Linked DNA regions of Homo sapiens: region 2 is linked to region 1. Evidence: read pairs that join two places in POLR2A ChIA-PET (ENCODE). Cell type or tissue: K562. All regions are shown on one strand. Each heading gives the region's core, and the rest is flanking DNA. Links, peaks and the distances in the headings are about the cores only.

The links. Peaks named below come from ENCODE experiments on the same cell type or tissue, not always from the same donor. Only the 100,000 strongest peaks of a DNase experiment are listed, where the experiment ranks them.
Region 2: POLR2A ChIA-PET joins it to region 1 with 5 read pairs; 2 of 35 experiments call an interaction of 5 or more read pairs at or near these places.

The regions. Positions count from the first base shown.
Region 1 is chr5:82,253,562-82,256,480 of GRCh38, forward strand. It overlaps ATG10 (autophagy related 10), which reads left to right. Exons shown (of 8, transcript NM_031482.5): 8 at 507-2,572. Among named protein-coding and RNA genes, the nearest start is that of RPS23, 23 kb to the right of the region's middle. In K562, for the core only: no CTCF peak of the experiment used is centred there; no DNase peak of the experiment used is centred there.
Region 2 is chr5:81,758,209-81,761,127 of GRCh38, forward strand. No RefSeq gene overlaps it. Among named protein-coding and RNA genes, the nearest start is that of SSBP2, 8.6 kb to the left of the region's middle. RefSeq lists a cis regulatory region at 617-922. In K562, for the core only: no CTCF peak of the experiment used is centred there; DNase peaks (open chromatin) are centred at 763 and 1,703; H3K4me3 peaks cover 780 bases.

The sequences.
Region 1 (2,919 bases), core at 308-2,807:
TCCAATCAGTCCCCTACCAAGTTATTTAGGACAGGGATCCCCAAATCCCAGGCCATGGACCGGAACCAGGCCTCACAGCAGGAGGTGAGCGGCAGCTGGGTGGGCAAGCAAGCGAGCATTACCACCTGAGCTCTTCCTCCTATCAGATCAGCTGCAGCATTGGATCTGCATAGGAATGTGAACCCTATTGTGAACTGCGCATCTGAGGGACCTAGGTTGCGCGCTCCTTATGAGATTCTAACCAATGCCTGATGATCTGAGGTGGAACAGTTTCATCCTGAAACCATCTCCCATTCGGTCTGTGAAAATGGTTTTCCCTGAAACTGGTGCCTGGTGCCAAAAAGGTTGGGGGCCACCAATTCAGGAAATATTTTACTTTGCTGTAAGTAGCATGCACTCAGTGACAGGAATGGATAGTTTTATTTTAGTACTGATATTCTTAAATAAGTCTTTACTGCTCAGTTATTTTTCTTTTATTCTCTTGGCTTTTGTTTTATGTTCTTCAGATTCTTCTATTGAGTTTAGGAATTGCGGCACGAAGAATGCCAAGAGTTTACCTGGCCAGCCCTGGCTTTAATAGGACTGATACCATGGAATATTTCATCTCACCAAGATGTGACATGGATTATTTTTCCCTTGGACACAAATGTCTACAGCAACTGGTGTTTGATAGGCTGAATGTTTAGAAGAAACACTTCAAAGGGATACATCATGGCCAGGCATGGTGGCTCACACCTGTAATCCAAGCACTTTGGGAGGCCAAGGTGGGAGCATCACTTGATCCTGGGAGTTCGAGACCAGCCTGGGCAACATGGTGAAACCCTGTCGGTACAAAAAAATACAAAAATTTGCCTGTTTATGGTGGTGTGTTCCTGTAGTCCCAGCTCCCCAGGAGGCTGAGGTGGGAGGTTGGCTTTAACCCAGGAGGCAGAGGTTGCAGTGAGCTGAGACTGTGCCACTGCAGTCCAGCCTGGGTGACAGAGCCAGACACTGTCTCGGGGAAAAAAAAAAAAAAAAAAAGACACATCACTATAAATAGCAAAAAAACAAATCTAACTTATTAATACTAGGAATACCAACATTATTAGGGCACTTGCAGGTTATTCTTTTCTAGGCCAAGTACTTCACTTCCATTTGTCTGACATGGAGATTGAGGGAGAAATGTATTTGTGTGTTCATTTTAATGTAAGATATATAAAAATTAAATTACTGGATTTACCTGTCCCTGAAACTGGTGTTATAAACATGACCTATCTTAAGTGATTTTCCCACAATCAAACTCAGGAACAATAGATTATTTCTGTTTTACTCCAAAAGAGAGAGAGAGAGTGAGTGTGAGTGTGTGTGTGTGTGTGTGTGTATGTGTGGGTGTTTGTGTAGATAGTTGTAAAACAAAGAAAAAACACAATATTTTACTGTGAGATAATATGTTTTACCAGCAAAGTGTGGCATAGTAATTAGAAGTTTTCTAAAAAGCTATAGGAGATATTTAAACATTAAAATTTCTTTTTGACCTATAGTAATAAAACAATGGTCATTTTACCCCTCTGCTTCTCAACCCCACAGCTGCTCTGCTGTACTCTTTGAGGGCTCTTGAGCGAGTCTTCATGTCCCTGAGACTTATTTTCCTCATCTTTAATTTGAAACTAACAAGCTACCTCATAGGGTTGCTGTGAGAACCACATGAGATCATTAATGCATGATAAGATATTGTAAAGTATTATACGAATATTCATTAAATGCTCACCTTTCTTGTATATAATTGGTATTCACTAAGGCTGTAAATAAGTTTCATAGCCAGTTAAGTATTAAGATAAACCTAACCTGGAACAATTTTTTTTTTGGTTGCTTGTTTTGTTTTTTGCTTTCATTTGCTAGGAGCTGAAACGAAGATTAAAATGTCATTGGCTTTTTAGAGAGTCTAGATTAGTGTGTCTTTGAATGAGGGATATACTTAAAATCACCTGAGGATCGTTTACAGCTACAGATGCTGGGGCCACCTGACACAGTCTCTCTGGGGGTGATTCTGCTCTGGAGAACCTCTGGTCTGGATATACCTTTATTGTGACATTGATTTGTATTGTTTTGCTCTACTGACAGGCCTTTTCCAATCCATACAAGCTGAACTTGCTTCCTAATGTTTGTCTAGGCCTTACATGGATAGTAAGGAAGCTTAGGAGACATGTACACAAGGCAGCCCACTTGTAGGAAACTGCTTCAGGTGAGGACATCATTCACCAGTGGATCACCGAGCACCGTGACAGCACCCTCAGTCCACGTCTGCAGATTAAGAGCTGAACTCTCACAGAGAAAGTGGAAGTAGAGAAAGGGTTAATTCAAACTGCTAGAAAAGCTAAAAGTAAATTTTAAAATGCTGAGCTGCCCATATTCATGCTAGGATGAGAGCCGGCTTAAATGCTTGCTGGGCATTTTGGTATTTACCACTTAGCATGTTTTCAACTTCTGTGAGGGATTTTCCCCCCAATCTCCCTAATGTAAACACAGATTTCTCAGCAAGTCATTTCTCAAGCCATGTCATTTCTAGTGTAAAATAAATTATAATAATGTGTCATCTGAATGGTGTTCTTGTCTGCAAACATTAGTTATCCTTTGCTAACAGATTCTGAGATGAGAGTCTATCAGTTTGGAGCCAATGTTTAGTTTTTTTTAAAAAAAGTTAAAAATACAACTTTTTCTCTGATCAACAAAGACCTAAAAATTCATCAGTGGCAGAAAAAAGTTCCAAGGAGCTCCTGTAGACTGGGGAGGCCTTTCTTCCCAGATAGATCCATCTCCTCAAGCAGCTTGATTTCTTTCTAGAATTTTTTTCACTTAAAAAACTTCTAATTTTTGGTTGATAACAATTTCCATTTTTATAAATGCAGTTATGCTAACAGAATGTTATCCTGACAGTTATTA
Region 2 (2,919 bases), core at 224-2,723, 500 kb before region 1:
GCAACATTATATGGTTCAACCATGCAATAATTTCAGTTTTTGCATCCCATGCTACAGACTGCTTATGTGTTAACACGAACTAACATGTATTAAGCTCATACAATGTGCCTGGCACTAAGTGTTTTACCTACAGTGTCTCAATGCTTTTAACAACGCTTTGAGGCCAGGCATAGTGGTTCACACCTGTAATCCCAACACTTTGGAAGGTCGAGAATAACTTGAGCCCAGGGGTTACAGAATAGCTTGGGAAACATAGCAAAACCCCATCTCTACAAAAAAAAAATTTAAAAAATTAGTTGGGCATGGTGGTGTGCACCTGTAGCCCCAGCCACCCAGGAGGCTGAGGTGGGAGAATCACCTGAGCCCAGCAGGTCAAGACTCAAGTGAGCCCTGATTGTGCCACTGCATTCCAGCCTGGACAACAAAGGGAGACCCTGTCTCAAAACAAAACAAAAACAAACAAACAACAACAACCAAAAAAACCACAATCCTGTGAGGTGTTATTATTTGCACACTTTTTTCTGGTTCACACAACCAGTAAATAACCAGATTGAGATTTACATGCAGCCTCCCTATCTCATCAAACCTTTCAGGAATCTGACACACAAATTTTTCCAACCATCCCTACCCCTTAAGGTTTACTCCTTCATGTACTATGATTCTAGAAGGACAAACTTTTCTGTGAATTCAGGTTGGGTTAAATACAGTTGGGCCACTCAAATAGGGCTTATGGATATCATTTCAGCACAGCCGGCCCCTAAACCTCCTGATTAGATCAGAAACAACAAGCCACATCCTGCTTTATTGGAGACTCATCTTTCCTCAGGTCCATCATTTCCTCCGATTTTCACTACTATAAGGTGAGTATTTTGGCTCCCTATAGGATACAATGGGGAAGAGAAATGATTTGGTGTGTATCCACTTCTCCTTCGATATTTAAAAGACATGTTTTCCAGCTGGGCACAGTGGCTCATGCCTGTAATCCCAGCACTTTGGGAGGCCGAGGCGGGCGGATCATGAAGTCAGGAGATCAAAACCATCCTGGCCAACATGGTGAAACCCCAGCCTAAAAATACAGAAATTAGCCAGGCATGGTGGAGTGTGCCTGTAATCCCAGCTACTTGGGAGGCTGAGGCAGGAGAATCTCTTGAACCTAGAAGGCGGAGGTTGCAGTAAGCGGAGATTGCGCCATCACACTCCAGCCTGGTAACAGAGTGAGACTCTGTCTCAAAAAAAAAAAAAAAGGGTTTTCCTTACTCCTACTAAGTTGATCAGCTCATGTCTTCTTTCCAATCTTCACCGTATTCATTCTTCTTCAAGTCGATCACATTTCCCAGCTCCATGTGGCTGTGTGATCTGTGGTATGTAAAACCTGAAAACAAAGAGCTTTGTTTTAATTCACATTCTGCGTAGGAAAAGGGAAACTTGGGCAGTACCATTCGTTAACTGGATCACTGCAAATAAGAGCCCTACCTCTGGAAATGGTCAAAAACGGGTCCCCTGCATCTAAATCAGCAGGTTGCAATTCCTTTTGGGTTTTTTGTTGTGTTGTTTTGTTTTCTGTGTGGTTTTCGTTTCCTCATGGATTATTGTAGTTCACTGTTACTTTTTCTTCTTGCCTTGTTTTTCGGGCTTCACTTCCTCCTTCTATTGTTATAGCTGTCTTTTTCCTCTCATCACATTTCCTGTTGCCTTTCCAATTCGGTGGGGCCCCATCCAAATCACTCACTGCCTGGCTCCAGAGTCGTCTTGGTCTTAGGGGAAGAGCAATCTTATGCCAAATAGTTCCAATCCCTGGGACATCAGAAGAAGGATCCCAGGGACTCAGTATCCCAAAGTTTTCCTTTATTGATTTGATACTAGAATGAAATCCAAGTGTGCCTAATTAGGACAAGAAAATATTCGTCCTCTTGGCTTCCTAGCCCCAGACCGTTCTGAACTCTGACAGCACCAACATCCATCAAATCAAACAATGAAATCAACTTTGGTTACTTAGCATAATAGAAATAAACTTGTAATATTCTATTAGTGAAGGATCAATGTCTCCTGTCTTGAAAATAAACATCAGAGCTTGGCCTCAACATTTATATAGCAGCAGGAGACCATTATTTTGTGGCAACATTCGATTACATTGACATCAAGACAGATTTATTAAATTAATAAATAGTACATGATTTTCAGCCTTTCATTTCCAACCCTCACCACCACTACCCTCCCCAAGGTGATCTTCTGAAACTCTTCATCCATTTTGTTGATGTCTTATTTATAATCTCTATTTCTTTTTTGCTATTTGTCAGTTTACATCCAAAAATATTTTAAATACCCATTTTTAGATAGAAAATTTAAATTAGTTATTAAGAACAACGTTAACAATAAGGAGTTTCATCAAATTGCTAATTGTTAAAATGTTTCACTGGCGTGGTATCTGAAGAGGTATTATTTCAGATGTGCTCTTCCAAGTCCTAAATGTGGCTAATGGCAAAGCTCACAGTTCCTGCTGCCTCTTTTTCTGACTTCCAGCCTCAGGGCCTTTGCCTTGGCTATTTCCTCTGTCTGGAATGCTCTTCTCTCTGCTCTTTGCATGGCTGATTTTTTTTTTCTCCTTAGTCAAGTCTTCTGGAAGATCAATTCCCCAGAGAGATTTTTCTCTGAGAGTCCTTTCTAGAGTGCTTAGTGCCTCATCCTCAGTCACTCCTCATCCTGTCGTTTCGTTTTATTTTCTTTATAGTCACATGTCACTATCTGAAATGGTCATGGTCTGAATTACTCATTAGCTCGCATACTTTATAGAGGCAGCAGTCTTATTGTTCTTCTTCTCTGGGGTACTAGAGTCCCAAAACCCAGAATTGTACCAGGTACACAGTGGTTCTCAATAAACAAATATTCATTGACTGAATGAATAAATGAATAGATTACTCT